Linked DNA regions of Mus musculus: region 1 is linked to region 2. The links are chromatin loops, found by intact Hi-C in ENCODE. Cell type or tissue: left cerebral cortex. All regions are shown on one strand.

Region 1 (8,000 bases), 140 kb after region 2:
AGATGGAATGCGTCAAATAACTAAAGAGCTCCCTTCAATACCACAATTTTCTTTAAAAAATATCCTGAAAGCATTATACTATCAGAAAATATATCCATTAAACCTGATATTACCTACAATATTTTGAAAGACTATAGACTGAACTTTAATGTAATCCTTCATCTATGTTTTCTGGCATAATGAAAAGGGGAGACTAACAAGAAATCTTGTATTTAATACCAAGTACTCTCAGTGCTTCACAGTGGTTCTACATTTCGCTTCATGATTATTGTTTCATCCACGCAGGCACGACTCATTAACAAACTACATTAAATACCTACGCTATGGCAAGAATTCTAGTATTGTGAATGAAAGGATGAAAAGAGATATTTCAGTCTTTACAGAACTTACGTTGGGCAGAGATATTTTAAACTTTTAAAAATAATAAATACAGAGAATTATAACTGCATTGAAGAAATAATGCAAAGCAATAAAAAAGAACTATGGGCTGAGATGGGGAGTATCAGGAGACTATGTAGATACTAAAACATAGAAGATAAAGAGAGACAGCTGTGTAGGATCAATAAGTGTCATAGAAGATTCTAGTCTCAGAAAAATGTTAGAGAATATATATTAAATCCATGAGCTTATGGTAGGTCATGTATATAGGATGTACACTGTTATGGGTCTATTTGGATTTCCTTAATAGTCTTTCTCTAGGACTGGACGCTCAAATTTTAGCTACCTGCATTATCAATACCTTATATCTGTAGCAACTTCCTTTAAAGTTATTCCTTTGTGTTTAGGGTACCAGAGTTACTTTGGGTACAGTCACAAGTTCCCATCTCCAAAGAGGATCCACGGCCAATGACTGACTAGAAGCAAGTATGAAAGCTCAGATTCTTGATTCCAAAGAAGAAAGCTACATAGTATCATTTGTGTGCTTCACACAGCCTAAAGTGATAAAGCCAGAACTGGAACTTGGCCTGAAATCCTTCCTTCCTTCCTTTTTTCTTTGCCACTGACTTCCAATATGCCTTCACTGGTATCTCCTTGGAGCCCAGTTTGAATCAATTGCCTTTGGTCAAATTTTCATGGTAGGTTCTGTACTTGTTGAAACAGCCTTCAGATACCCTGTATACCTACACAAGTGGAAGAGATTACATCAAGGTGAATACTATGCTTGGTCTGGATAGTTTACAATTGTAGTAGAACTAAGGAAGTATTGATAACACTGATGAAGAATTATTTTAATCCTTCCACAATACAATTTTATAACTCTAGGGAAAACCACATGCCTGAGATTAAATTTCTTATGTACGCTGTGAAAAGCAGGCCCACAGTGATCTCCCAGGAATTTTTCTTAGACTAAGGTAATATGTTCCATGCATGCATGGTATGAGTGAATTATGAATAAATGTATATGCTATCTAAAAGGAAATAGCTGTGAACTATTATTCTAGAAGGTAGTCTTTATTTGACTTATTACCATATGCTTGCTGAAGCAAAAGTTAACAGTCATCTCAAAAGTCAGTAGGGTAGAGGAATTATTTCAATCATTTTACCTCATATCTGAGTAAGCTTTAATGAAGACAACTGAACCAATGAAAGAAAAGGAGAAAGACTCCAGTGATAACTAACCTAGCAAATGTGTGTGCTCTGGGTGGAAAAGGTAGAAGCTGAGAAGGTCCATGCTAAAACCTGCAAGATCATGTTTGTTACTGAGTCACAGGATTTAGACATGTTCAGCAATTCCTGCTGCTGAGAAGTCAGAATGGATCAACATTCCAGAAAGGGGCAACTACCACTGGAAATATGACAGACACTCATAACTTCACAGCATTGCTTAAAAGTCATTAAAGTTGGACAACTGGATTTAAAATTAGCTATAAAGCATTTGTGACATATAAGAGTTTCAGATTTCCAGTTCTATGGGTAGAGAAGATACCAGAAGATCACAAAGGTGCAGAGAGCAGTTGGCCAAGTACACAACACAGTATGCCATGGCACAGAATCAAGTCCGTTAGTGAAAATTCAGGTCAATGCCTTTCATTGCTCGTGCCAGGCCAGCTAGCTCCCTTTAAGTCTGGTTCCCACAAATGTAAGGTAAGACAACGATTATACACATCTCATCGATGAGTAAAATAAATGGGCACCTTTGCGATCTTTTATCATAATATATGCACCCAATAAAGACATCTTCCCTTTGTCCAAACTTGCCCACCAAACTTAGAAAAACAAAATATTGTCAACAAATTCCCTGCCTAGCCCTTTCTGTCTTCTTCCCCTCGGCCTTCTTACTCCAATGCTGGTTGTGTTCCAGTTTCTCATGTGGCAACTCCCCCAAGCTGACTATCAATTTTTACATTTTTTTCTCCTCCAGTCTTTGCCCTTTTATTGAGAAAACATTCTGGCAGTTATTCACAACTCAACACTCATTGGCTGTGAATATGAGACCCAACTATCATCTCTCTATCCCTCTCCAGTCCAAACGACTCAACTAGATATTCTTATTAATACTAGAGAACACCTATTCTGTAGATCTTTCATTTACTTTAGTTTATGTGAAAATTATAACATTGTTAATTTTCCCTATCTCTAGCCAGTTTTTCCACACAAGCTGACTTTGTAGAGAAAAGCAAAGCCTTTACATCCACAGGCCTTTTTTGTTCCTATCTAAAATTAGTGCAGCTGCTGCTATACTATTTTAGGGAACGCAGGACATGCGCCTCTCCTCAGATGTACCAGCTTGTCCAGTTATGAAGCAGCATACGTTATGGGGTATGTATGTTTAGCATCAAACCCCAACACCACAAGGCTGCAGCTTCTGCTCATTTACCACAGAGTTGGCAAGTGTGTGATTGGTGAGCACAGAGGCTGGTAGGAAGGATAAACATGATTTTTATGTGAAAAATATGTAAGAGAGCAAGAAGTCCAAAACAGGGGATGCCTGTGCCAGTTTGCCTTCCATTGCTGAGACAAAAGCAGCAAGGAGAAAGGGGAGGAGTTAAGTTTACATCGGCACTACAGTGCATCATGAAGGAGAGTCAGGAACCAGAGGCAGGGATCAGGATTCAGGAACTTGCAACGATTATGGGAGAACACTGCTTACTGCCTTGTTTCCTACAGTTTGCTCAGACTGCTTTCTTCTATAACCCAGAAGCAAGAGTAAGTGGGGCCCTCTCACATCAATCATTAAGAAAATGGCTAATAGACTTGCCTATAAGCCAGTCTGATGGAGTCATTTTCTTAATTCAGGTTCCCTCTTTCCAGATGAATCTCTGTGCTACGATATCAAGAAACTATCCAACAAGTCCTGCAAGGGGACACTCAGTAAGTGAGGATGCTCTCAAAGAGGAACATGTGCAGGGTAGGAAAAGCAGAAGACAGCCTTTTTGCTTGTCAGAAGTTTACCTCCATCTTGGGCTCACAACAGCTGCATAATGAGAATGGCATCAAGATTCATCATCTTCGCAAGCTGACTCCGGAAGAAGGCACTGTCTGCAGATGTCTGTACTGGTGCAATTCCTGGAGGCAGAAACCAACCCTCTCAAGAGAAGGAGCAACAGCAGGCAATGCACAATGACTGAGGCAAAGGGTCTCACCTAGATTTTAGAAGATTTGTGTAAGAGAAGTTTTCTCAACTCAGCTGAGAAAAAAAAATAGAAGCAATGGAGTATGGGAGGGGAAAATGGAGGGTTTAGTATAGAGCCAACACATCTTCTGCATCTGTTCAGCTCTCTAGCACCAAAGATAGGATTTCAACAAAATAAGTGCTCATTAAGTACACAGTAAGTAGAAATGTCTTGGAGATGAAGTAACCTATCAGAAATAACTATTAAATTTAAAATAATGCCATATTTATAGCACATGGAGATTTTGATTTTCAGGATATTAAAAATTGTATCAAATCACGCAATTGAGTGTATCTCATCTATTGCATTGTTTTATCTTCTCTGGCCTTCATCAGTTAAAACAAAAAATAAAAGCTGAAAACAAACAAACAAAAGCAAGAAACTATGGAAAAGAAGAAGAAAAAAACTAGAGTTGCATTAAGAAGGAAGGGAATGATATGGAACACCATAGAACCCCAGCACTTGAGAGGCTGAGGTATAATGAGTGAGAGAGTTCAAGGCCAGCCTGGGCTGTATAGGGAGAGTGAGTCACACCACATGCGCACAAGTGCGCGCGCACACACACACACACACACACACACACACATATACACACAAAGAGAGAGAGAGACAGAGAAACAGACAGAGACAAAGACAGAGAGAGACCGAGAAACTAAGACAGAGATACAGAGAGAAACAGAGATAGAAACAGCGACAGAGACAGAAAGATGTGCTCTGCTTTTGGGTTGTGTGCACCTGCTAGCTTTCCCAGTAGATTAGTTGAAATGAGCATAATTTTATCTAGTTCAACTCCAGAACTGAAACTGTGCTAATGGTGGACCTATCTGTGCTTTTCTTGCATGGATTAGATGAAGCAATCTACCAGCAAGGACATCTGAGGGATTTTTTTTTTAATTGAAAGTGACAAATTCCAACCAGAGAATTTAGCTTAAATGAATGAGAAACTTTGCAGGTAATCTAAGAAACCTGCCGAAAGTGAGGTGTGGTTGCACAGGCTGAAAACTCTAACACTAAGGAGACAGAGACGAGACGCCCACTGCAAGATTTAGGGCATAGCCCTCCATGTAATGAGTACCAAGACAGTTATGGGGACATAGGGAGTTGCTTCCTTAGGAAGGAAAAAAGGAAGGCATGGAGGGAGGGAGACAGGGTTAGAGTTGGGGTGAGGGAAGGAAGAAGGGAACAGAGGAGGGAAATGAAGAAAAGAAAGAAAGAGATCAAAAGCTGGAATGAACTGGTCTCCTCCCTCTCCCTCACCCTCTCCCTCTCCCTCTCCCTCTCCCTCTCCCTCTCCCTCTCCCTCTCCCTCTCTCTCTCCCTCTCTCTCCCCCTCCCCCTCGCCTTTTCCTCATCCTCTCCCCCCTCTCTCCTTCCCTCCCTCACCCTTCTCTCTCTCTCTCTCTCTCTCTCTCTCTCTCTCTCTCTCACACACACACACACACACACATACACACACACACACAGAGGAACCAGCTACTTTTAACCATGGTTATTTTCCCTTGCCTGACAACTTGTCCAGGTGCTGATGGCATTCTCACATCATGGGACTCTTTTAAAGCCATGGATCTCATAGCTGTAACATCAGTGTCAACCATGATTGACATTGACGTCCATGACTGAATGTTCAGCATCCTGCAGCTACTCCATAGATTTCACCTGGAGGCAGGAAGAAATGTTTTCCTAAGGGATGGATGATCTCAGAAGAAAATCATATCTGGAGAAAACAGAGCTAAGTACGTACAGAAGAAACAACACCAACCCTCTTTTCCATGGGTTGCATCTTTATAATAATTAATATACCTACCTGAACACTTCCTTCCGTCTATAAAATGGGAATACCAATAACTGTTTTACTAGGATCTTTGAAGATTAAAATGGATAACGTATGGGTAAATATATTGAATAAAACATGTGCTTTCAAATTGTGGTAAGATGATATCATGAATTGCAGTGTATTAATTATAAAGCATTTACCAAGCACATAGGAATTTTATATTAGTTTTATAAATTGTAAAAAATAAATATTCAGTTCTACCTTTTCAAAACTAGCAGTCAAACCCACCACACCATAAAAACAGGAGGTGTGGGGAGGGAAGGAGCTGAAGGTGGCCCTTTTTCTTGTCAGCTCTTTCTTCAGAATAGTTATTCTCTGTTGAGAATGACACGAGGTTATGTTTAGAGAAGTGCCAGCTCTGAACCATTTCCTCCCTTTATTCTCAGAAATCAAAAATGATCCAGCATAAAGCATTCGCAGCTGTGTTGGGGAATGCGCTAGTCACGCCTCAGCAATTTATGGCCAATTTTCCATTAATAATAGAGAACGAAGAGTGGTTCAATCACTTCACTATCTAAATACTTGTTCTTAAGAAAGGGGGAAAGAGAGTACAATAGTTTTTGTTCTGTTTCTGAAAGAGCATTAATTCAATATTGTGTATCTTTGAAGAAAAACATTTAGATGGCTCTAAGTGGTAGGAAGTTAGGTTGATTGGGAATTATTCATAACAGCCTGTATGTGCAGTATTACCTGCAGTCCCCAGAGAGTGACTGAGAGGCAGACCTGAAATCCATGGAGCAATAGAGGTACACTGAATGGTGGAGAAAAGGGAGCTAGAGGGAAAGGAGAAGAAGAAGAAGAAGGAGGAGGAGGAGGAGGAGGAGGAGGAAGAGGAGGAGGAGGAGGAGGAGGAAGAGAAGAAGAAGAAGAAGAAGAAGAAGAAGAAGAAGAAGAAGAAGAAGAAGAAGAAGAAGAAGAAGAAGAAGAAGAAGAAGAAGAAGAAGAAGGAGAAGAAGAAGAAGAAGAAGAAAAGAAGACTGGACTTCTAAAACTTGAGTCAAAAGTGAGAGTCTCAGAAAAGTGGTGGATTCTTGCAGTAAAAATCTCAAACTAGAGGTCACTAGAGGGCTAAAGTAAATAAGAAATACAAATAATCTAGGGTGGCTAATTTATAAATTTAGAGGAAGTTAAAGACAGACTGGCAAACTTTTGTCCTAGTTGGAAGATATAACACTTTCCTAGGACATGCCATACATACTAGGGCTCTTAAAGTAAAAACAAAACTGTCATCTGCAAAGACAGACCCTGTGTCTAAATATAAGGTTAGAAATTGCTTAACATTCTGAAGAGAAAGAGACAGAGCTAGAGTTTCCACAATGGTGGAAGACGTCTTATGCAGTTTCTACTTAACACACAGACTTAGCTACTTTTCTACAGGCATGTCAAGGCACCACGATGCCCAAGGCAGATCACAGAAGAGTTTATTGTGGGTTTAGCATTTCAGAAGATGAGCCCAGGTCCATCATGGAGGGGGAGCATAGCAACAGGCAGTAGGCATGGTGCTGGAGCAGTAGCTGAGATCTTACATCCAGATCTACAAGCAGGAGGCAGGAAGAAATCTAACTGGCAATGGAATGGTATTTTAAAATTACAGAACACATCCCTAGTGACACAACTTTTTCAGCAAGGCAATACCTCCTAATCCTTCCCAAACAGTCCCACTTGTCTGGGATCAAGTAAGTATTCAACTAAATGAGCCTGTTGGGGTCATTCTCATTAGCCTACTCCATCCACTGGCCCACCAATTCTCTCAGCTCTCTATTTAATTTTTTAATGGGTGTGAATCTTAGCATGGGCTTCTTCAAAATACAAGCTGTAGTCAAGCTATGAAAACACAGGAAGGAATGGGGAAAGGAGTCACTAAAGGGCTGTCACTGGGTAGACGACTATGGAAAGTCAGGGGATAACGTAGAGAGTTTCAAAGACAGAAATCTGGGAGGATTTCTCCAGTTGTACTTAACTTATGAATTTTATTCCCTCAGTGTGACTCTAGGGTGTACCAAATGCTACAGCGTTTCCAGACTTCCCTTGGATAGAGAAGCATGGGCACTTGAGAAGGTAGGGTGCCAAGGCAGTGCAGGTGGCATCCCCAGTAAGCCCCAAAGCTAGTGTTGGGCGTGGGGGGGTGCAGTAAAAAACTACAGAAATACCCTAAATATCCCACTCCTCAGCCCAAGGCTCTTGTCTAATAGTCCGGCAGGCTTATTTATGTTGAAGATCATCCATTTTACTAGAAATCAATTGCAATTATTACCAAATTTATTAGAGTCCTAATTAACATTATATAAGCAGCTAAGTGGTATGTAAATAATTAGATTTATGCAAATCAATGAAATATGAGTTTGTGAGGGAAAAATGTTTCAATGAAAACTAATATGAAGGTTTCCAAGAGCTCCTTTGAAAGCAAGTCAACAGAACCAAGTTGAGTGAGGTGTGGCTCCAGGGAAACTCAAGCCTCTATAAAAACTGATTCAAATAGAGTGCTTCAAAAGTCACGTTAACTGTGCTTCAACGTAAAGAAACTGAAGTCGAGAATCTTAAGGCATGTATTA
Region 2 (8,000 bases):
GCTTAATGTAATAGAGTTCAAATTTATTTCTTCCTAAATGCAGTGGCCTGGAATAAAATCTTCCTTTCCTGTTTCACTTTCTCCTGGCTCATTTTTAATTTTGCATTCTTCAAAGATGTCAAATTAATAAGGATCTGAATTGTGATCAACAGCAGTTGAAGGCAAAGGGCCTATTGGGCCTTGTGATATGTCTTAGCAACCCAAATAACTTCTACCTCCTGGGGAAACATTTGGGAACACTGTCACTTCACTTAATCCATAAAGCTGACTTGAGAGCAAGTAACATACACAGGGAGAGAAGCTAATATATAGCAGACCCTGTCAACCACACTTTATATACAGATACCCCACAAGGTGGCTGGTATCTTATCATTTTTGATGTGAATAAATACAATAGAAGAGGCGCTAACTCAGAAAAAGAAATGGACCAGTGGGGGGACAGGAAAAGGTGGTGGTGGGAATCAAAATTCTTACAGTAGGTTCAGTGAGAGTGTCTAATACAGGCTCAGATATTTGAATACTTGGTCCCTGACTGAAGAAATTAAAAAAGGGAGTACATGACTACCCCTAAAGTATGGAGCTTTTTATTGTAGATATAAGGGAGAAAGTAGGAGAGCAGACTAAACTGGATCACTAATGAAGAGACAGGGAGAGAGTCAAAGAAGAGCCCACCAACCAAAGTGGCCTAGTCCAAGAGGTCAAAAGACCAGTGTAGACAAAATGGTTGAGTTATATAAGGATCAGGCTAGGGTAAGGGAAGCTGAAGCCCGGCCCCTGGGAGGGAGAGTTTACAGTGGGGGTGTGGTGATAAGTGCTGGGAAGAGCCACAGGTACTTAGTGTCCTCTGAGAGCTGGCCAACATCCACTTTGACATATTTAATAGGCACCTCACATAGCCATTTGTTCTGGTTTCTAAGTCCTAACAGTTACCAGTTGGTGACAATGTTTGGTGAGGTCTAGAGCATGGTTGGAAGAAGGCTGTCACTGCTCATACCAGTTCTAATTTGCCCCTCTACTTCCTGCTTGTGACTGAAGGTGTGAACCCTCAGCTTCCTGCTCCTGCCACTGTGCTTGTTGTTTGCCAACATGCCCCGTGCCATGATAGAACTTATCACCATAGAAACGAACCAAAATCAACTGTTCCTCTACAAGTTGCTGTGGCCATGGTGTTTTATAACAACAACATAAATGTAGCTAATACAGAAATTGGGATCAGCGTGTAGGATATTGCTATGAACAAATTGACTGTGGTTTTTCTGTTTTTGTTTGTTTGTTTGTTTGTTTGGGATGTAGAAGTATTGAAACTTTGGAATACAAAAGCAGTTGAATTTATAAGCATCACTTAAAGGACAGTTATAGTAGAATCCTGCAAGATGATAGTACTGAGGGCAACACACACGGTGAGGGCTCAGCTCTAAAGGTTTCAGATGGAAACAATAGTAACAACTGGGAAGAGGGCATCTCTGTGATGTTTTGCCAAAGCATCTGATTACCTTCTGATCTTTTCCTAAGACCTTGCTTGAAGATCAATTTAAAACTAATAGACTAATTTCTTTGGTGGGACACTTTCAAGGCAGCATTATATTTGAGCTTTAGTTTTATATTTATTATTAATAACTCTTATACAGATTCACAAAGAAAAAGAGCATGTGGAACCTAAAATAAAATTTAAAAAAAAAGAACAGGGTAAAGGAGTAGGGAAAAAAATACTACAAAATGTAATGTTGTAGCTATAGCTTGTGCTGAAAGATGTAATAAGGTAAGTGCCATTTCTGCTCTGAACTGGGATAGAGGAAAGTGTACCCTTGGAGCAAGATTCCACCCAGTTAAGTTTCCTTGTTAAAGAGTCTTTTCTGCTCCTAGAAAGCAATTGAATAAAAGCCTTTTGCTAATGTCATCCAAACTTGACAACATCATCTACAAGGTGCTGGCTTTGGAGGTATGTAGAAATACAGTAGAGAAGGAGGTATGGATTCTTTTGCCAGAATTCCAGAGGGTCATCGAGGTCACACAATGCATAGCAGGGAGTCCCTTTTTAAAGTGGAAGAAAGGGTAGGTGGCCCTGAGAGGTCATTTTGTGAAGTTCTGCAAATGAAGCTTGGTTGTAGCAGAGACCACAGATATAGACACCAGAGCCATGGAATATCTGTTAATGATTGCCACATAAAAGGAGTGGAACTAGTCAAAGAGAGAGATAGATGCTGCAGGCAGCAAAGCTAGAGGAGTGAAGTCATCTAAGCACTTTGATACTTGACAAAGACATCTTTGGTATAGAATTTCTGAGCTCTGCCCTTATTCCTCCATTTTGAAATGAAAATGTATATTCTCTGTCATGGTATGTTGGAAGTGTGCAGCATGCTTTTTTTTATTTTACTGGAAGTCACAACTAAGAGATTGCCTTGAGACTCAGAAGAGACTTTGGATTTTGGACTTGTAAACAGTGTTGAGACTGTAAAAGACCAAGAACTTTTGAAGTTGGGCTGCATGCATTTTGTGTTATGATGTGACCAAAGTCAATGGGAGCCTGGGAGTGCAACGTGGCAGTTTGAATGAGAATGCCCCTCTTAGTCCCAGTTCATGTTGTTCTGTAGGGAGTAAATTTTGTCTTCTGGAAGTATAGCATCAGGCTGTACTCCATAAATAAACAAAACTATGATTTATTAGTTTGAAATCTAAAAAGTGTTTCCAAAGCACTAGATTTGAGTAAGAATTTTACATATTTTTTTCTAGGAGAGACTGCAGGAGGAAATAATGGTTTAAATCAGGTCAAACTACAGGTTCCTTTCCTGTTGATGTTGTCATGGAAATGATGGGTGGAACAGGGAAAGGTGGAGTTGAGCACACAGTTATCCTGTGATCCAGGACCTTTCCATTTGTTTGCCTACAGTTTACAGTTTCCTTTGGGTCTTTCCTCTTCTGGCCATCATTTGTAAAAGTGAGAGCAAAGACAGACATCTATGTGTCTTTATGCAGCAGGTTTCTAAGTGGCCAGCCTCTACTTATATCTTTGGTTCTAGTTTCCCACTCACAGCTGACTTCAAAGAAGGCATACTCACATAAAAAAAAAAAATTCAGTGATTAAGAACCAGCTTTTATTCAACTTTGGGTTAGAGCAGAGTATGTCACTTACATTGCAAGTGTGGGGTGAAAACTGAGAAGATAGAAAGCAGTGTCTACTTGGAGTCACGACAGGAAGATTCTGGGTTGGCCATGCTTCTTACATAGGCACGTGTAAATGTCTATAGTCATCATTGTGCATAATTTCTAATTGTACTGATTTCTCTCTGGTATTCTGTTTTTCTATGCGTCTTTCAACTCTGCTTATGGTCCTATCACCCCCTATACTGTTTTTCAGAGACATAAATATTGTTCAATTCAAACATTTCAATGTCTGAATGGCCCATTTCCAATGGCAACAGTTGTATTAACTGTAGAAGTTATGTACAGCCTATATACTGTGTACTATTCACCAGATATGCCCACTTTTCTAACACAGGTTAAGCTCTGCACTGAGCTAGAGTACTTTTCCCATAGTCACAAAGAACCAGAAATCTCTGGGAATTTCCATTTCCCCAAGGCAGCATGCAACTCTTTGCTCACAGGAGTGTGAATAGGAGCCCCAGATGGTTTGATGCCTTGATGCAAAATTGACTCCAAGTTATAATTTAAGCTCCAGAGTTTCCCCATGAAATAGGACCAAGACCAGGACTTTTTTTTTCTGAAGACTTACATTGTCAGCTCTCATTCTTTCCTCTTTCTCCATTGTTTTACCTGGAAGTATTTTCTTACTATATCATTTTCTTGTAAAATCTTATTTCAAAGATTGCTTCTGTGGGACCTGGATTGTGCAGCCATGTCTTCTATCAATCTTTTTGTTTTTCTTTATTGGATATTTTATTTATTTACATTTCAAATGTTATCCCTTTTCCTGGTTTCCCTCCCTCCTGGAAACACCCTATCACATTTTTTTCTCCCCCTGCTTCTATGATGGTGTTCCTCCACCTACCCACCCACTAACACCTCCCTGCCTTTGAATTCCCCTACACTGAGGCTTCTATCAAGCCATCATAGGACCAAGGACCTCTCCTCCCATTGATGCCTGGCAAGGCCGTCCTCTGCTACATATGCAGCTGGAGCCATGCGTACTCCTTTGTCATGGCTTAGACCCTGGAAGCTCGGGGGGGGGGGGGTCTGGTTGGCTGATATTGTTGTTCTTCCTATGGGGTTGTAAACTCATTCAAGTCCTTCAGCTCTTTCTCTATCTCCTCTATTAGGGACCCCACATTCAGTCCAATGGTTGGCTGCTAACATCCACCTTTGTATTTGTAAGTCTTTGGCAGGGACTCTCAAGAAACAGCCATATCAGGCTCCTTTCAGTATACACTTCTTGGCATCCACAATAGTGTCTGGGTTTGGTAACTGTATATGGGATGAATTCCCAGATGGGACAGTCTCTCGGAGGCCATTAATCTCTGCTCTATACTGTATCCCCATATTTGCTCCTGTGACTATTTTGTTCTCCTTCTAAGAAAGACCGAAGCACCCACACTTTGGTCTTCTTTCTTCTTGAGCTTCATGTGGTCTATGAATTGTATCCTGGTTTTTTGGAGCTTTTGGGCTAGTATCCACTTACCAGTAAGTGCATACCATGTGTGTTCTTTTGCGATTGGTTACCTTACTCAAAATTGTATTTTCTAGTTCTATCCATTTGCCTAAGAATTTCATGAATTCATTTTTAATAGCTGAGTAGTACTCCATTATGTAAACATACCACATATTCTGTATCCATTCCTCTGTTGAAGGACATCTGGGTTCTTTCCAGCTCTTGGCTATTATTATTAAGGCTGCTATGAACATGGTGGATCATGTGTCCTTATTACATGTTGGAATATCTTCTGGGTATATGCTCAGGAGAGGTATTGCTGGATCTTCTGGTAGTACTTTGTCTACCTTTCTGAGGAACTGCCAAACTGATGATTTCCAGAGGGGCTGTACCAGCTTGCATTCCCACCAACAATGGAGGACTGCTCCTCTTTTTCCACATCCTCACCAGCATCTGCTGTCACCTGAGTTTTTTATTTTAGGCATTCTGACTGGTGTAAAGTGGAATCTCCCCAGTCTTCTATCAGTTTTAATGTCTTATCAAGACTGACCTGACTTCGCAGAACATGGCTTGCTCGCTTTTCAGTTCTCTCTTGCCTTCTGCCAACTTGCTTAGTGTGCTAGTACCAAGTGACTGTGACTCACGTGTGCTGCTGCCCTCCTGCATCCCTTGTATTATTCCATCCATCTATCCTTCATGAGTATCTAAAACTTTCCTGATGCTTGAAGTCTTGAGAAGTGCATTCTACTCCCCAACTCTTAATGGGGCACAGACACCGTAATGGTCAGCAGCCTCCGCTGGAGAAAATTTGGGACAACTTATTTAACTTCTGTCACCTACTTGCTCACTTCAACAGTAACAAGGTTCTCCTGACTCCACAAGAACATATAGAGAGCTTGACAAGATAGTAACTCTTACTAGCGTCAATAAGAGAGACTCAGTTCGTTCTCTGTTTAAATCATACACCTCGTATCCTCGGTGCCTCACATAGTTTTCTGACATAGTGTTATTTATTGACTTATAAATAAATAGCTGGTAAACAAAGCATGCCTAGACCCTTCCTAATGCTTTTTTTTTTTTTTTTTTGCTTTAAAATCCAAATTCTTGAAGTCTGCTACCAATTTCAAACAGAAGACTGAAAGAAAACATTCTGGCATTTGTTATGCCTTTTAGTTTTTTGAATACCTACCTTGCTTTCACCTTGAAGCTGATGGAAGTTTCTGCTTTTCTATTTGAAAATATAGTCAAACACATAACAACATAAGGCCCATAGTAAATTAAGAAATCCTTTCTCCTAGCTCTTTGCCAGCCTTTCTTCTTTATTTTTGCAATTCTCTCCTCATCATCATTGCTTCTTCTTCCTATTTCTCAGTCTCAGAGACCAAGACAGTAAATGTGATTAGCCATTTTCTGCCTCTCTCTCTCTCCTTGCTTTTGACAGTTTTTGAAAACCATGACCCTGACAGCTTTGACCTCTTAAAATGTGATTCTTCACTTGCAACAGTGTTCGTTTAATAAATAGAAACCATCATCTATCTTTGGGGCTTTTCCCTAGAGGGTGATGAAGAACATTTTCCATTTAGCACATTGTTTCTTGAAATCCTTGGGTGCTTCTATAAAATGCCCCTTGGATGCTCAAAGTCCTTATGAAATGTTTTTAGTGTCTAAAGGTACTAGAATAGTGGATTAGTGCATAAAGACATTGTTTTTTCATTCTGTAACATGAGCTCACACAATTCTGTCCATAGGACCATAATGAATATTAATTTGAAATGGCTACCACTTTTCCCTCTAAGGATCACTGTAGTTAAAGATGATTTTCTTCCCTATAAAGCATGGCCTTTCACATTCATGTCTTTCCACATCCATTTCTCTCCATTTGGATTTGAAGTTCTATTTGTACATTTTGTTCCTTCCCAGAGCCTACATTCTCACCGGTACATAGATATAATGAACGCTTTAAAATATTTGCTGAAGGGATTAAGATTCCCAGAAAGAGACTGAGCAGAGAGAAATCAGTGAAAGATTTAGGAAATATACCCTGTGTGGTTGCCAGCTCACGTACAGACTTGCCCAACTCCCAGAAGCCTGGTGACAGGGAAGACGAACAGCGGCGTCCCCTTACGCCACATAGGCAGTTTTTCTAGTAAATCTAAAACCGTGATCAATATTCTCCATTTATATTTCAGCTCCCCATGAATTCATAAAACGTGAAGAAGAGAGAACACAGATAATATCACCAAAAAAACACAGCTCTACCCAGCCCTTTTCTATCTCCCAGGACAAAATGAACAAAGCCGACCTTGAGTACAATACCCAAGCCAAAGAATAGAACCTCTTCCAGCCAGATCCTTCTGGGAGTGCACTCATTTCGTCTTCTTCCCTTTGCCTAATTAGAATCTCTTTGTCATTCACTCTGTCACCAGAATTCTGGGCCTGACTTACTATTAGGAGTCTCGTTATATTTCTGATATCTACATATTAATTTCCTTTGGGCACCTGGCTGAAATTGCAGAGAACTTTCTCAGTGAGTTCATGCCCCTGTTGAGCCTGAAATCAATTTTATGACAATCCCAAACCACGTTTCCATCTGTGGCTCCTTGATTCTGTTCATTGATGTAGCAGTAAAAATTAATCTTAAGGAAAAGATATTTTACTTAGTTTGAGCATTCTATTTCTAAGTGGTTTGAAGTTTTAAGTGAAATGGAGATTTAGAGAACAACATGACACTGTGCTGGAGTTCTCATATCATCTGATGGAGTATCACACAGTAGACTAGGCTCCCTTCCATTGTAAATATTAGCATTATGAATGTAATCAAACGAAAATAGAGGTTTCACCAGTTCATTTAAAGCTTTGGACATATTTAGCGGTACTGGTAAAGCCACCAATAAAACTAATTGTACTTAGGAAGTTTCTCAGTGACTTAAAACACTGGAATTATGATGGACTCCTGTAGTGAGCCTTCCCTTTATCAGCTTGCTCAGTCATAAAGCCTAAGGAAGATGCTTCGGACAAGCTGGCTTACTGGAAAAAAAAAAGCCTTCTCAAAAGAAAAGAAACATGAAAGTGGCAGGGCAGGTAAGGACCCCAAGAATGATTGAGCTTGGCCTGAGTATAGCTCAGAGCCTGCAAGAACCTCTGGAGCATGCATTGCTCCACTGACTTGGTCAAGCTGGAGCAGTAGAACTGGACTTTTTCCTTTCTTTTGTGGTCTACCATGTGCTGTTGGCAGCTCACAATGGCAGGACATAAACTATTCCAGGGGCAGAACATAAAATCTTCAAATATTTACTGGTCAGGTTGGTGTCGTGGGTAGAAGGAAATTCTTCGAAGATGGAGGTAAATAGCTCTAGGTGATTAATGTTTTCATCTTCTGTCAGCTCTTGTTTAATAA

The links. Peaks named below come from ENCODE experiments on the same cell type or tissue, not always from the same donor. Only the 100,000 strongest peaks of a DNase experiment are listed, where the experiment ranks them.
Region 1: a loop joins it to region 2, with 7 times the contacts of the local background. A loop is called at or near these places in 3 of 42 quality-filtered maps.

Annotation. Positions count from the first base shown.
Region 1 is chr2:138,471,477-138,479,476 of GRCm38, reverse strand. The region is part of intron 2 of LOC102636024 (a long non-coding RNA gene); the gene reads right to left. Among named protein-coding and RNA genes, the nearest start is that of Gm14061, 110 kb to the left of the region's middle. In left cerebral cortex, no CTCF peak of the experiment used is centred here; DNase peaks (open chromatin) are centred at 2,774 and 3,367; H3K27ac peaks cover 1,324 bases.
Region 2 is chr2:138,608,156-138,616,155 of GRCm38, reverse strand. All of the region lies in intron 3 of Gm14061 (a long non-coding RNA gene), which reads right to left. Among named protein-coding and RNA genes, the nearest start is that of Gm14061, 31 kb to the right of the region's middle. In left cerebral cortex, no CTCF peak of the experiment used is centred here; DNase peaks (open chromatin) are centred at 3,186 and 3,605; H3K27ac peaks cover 240 bases.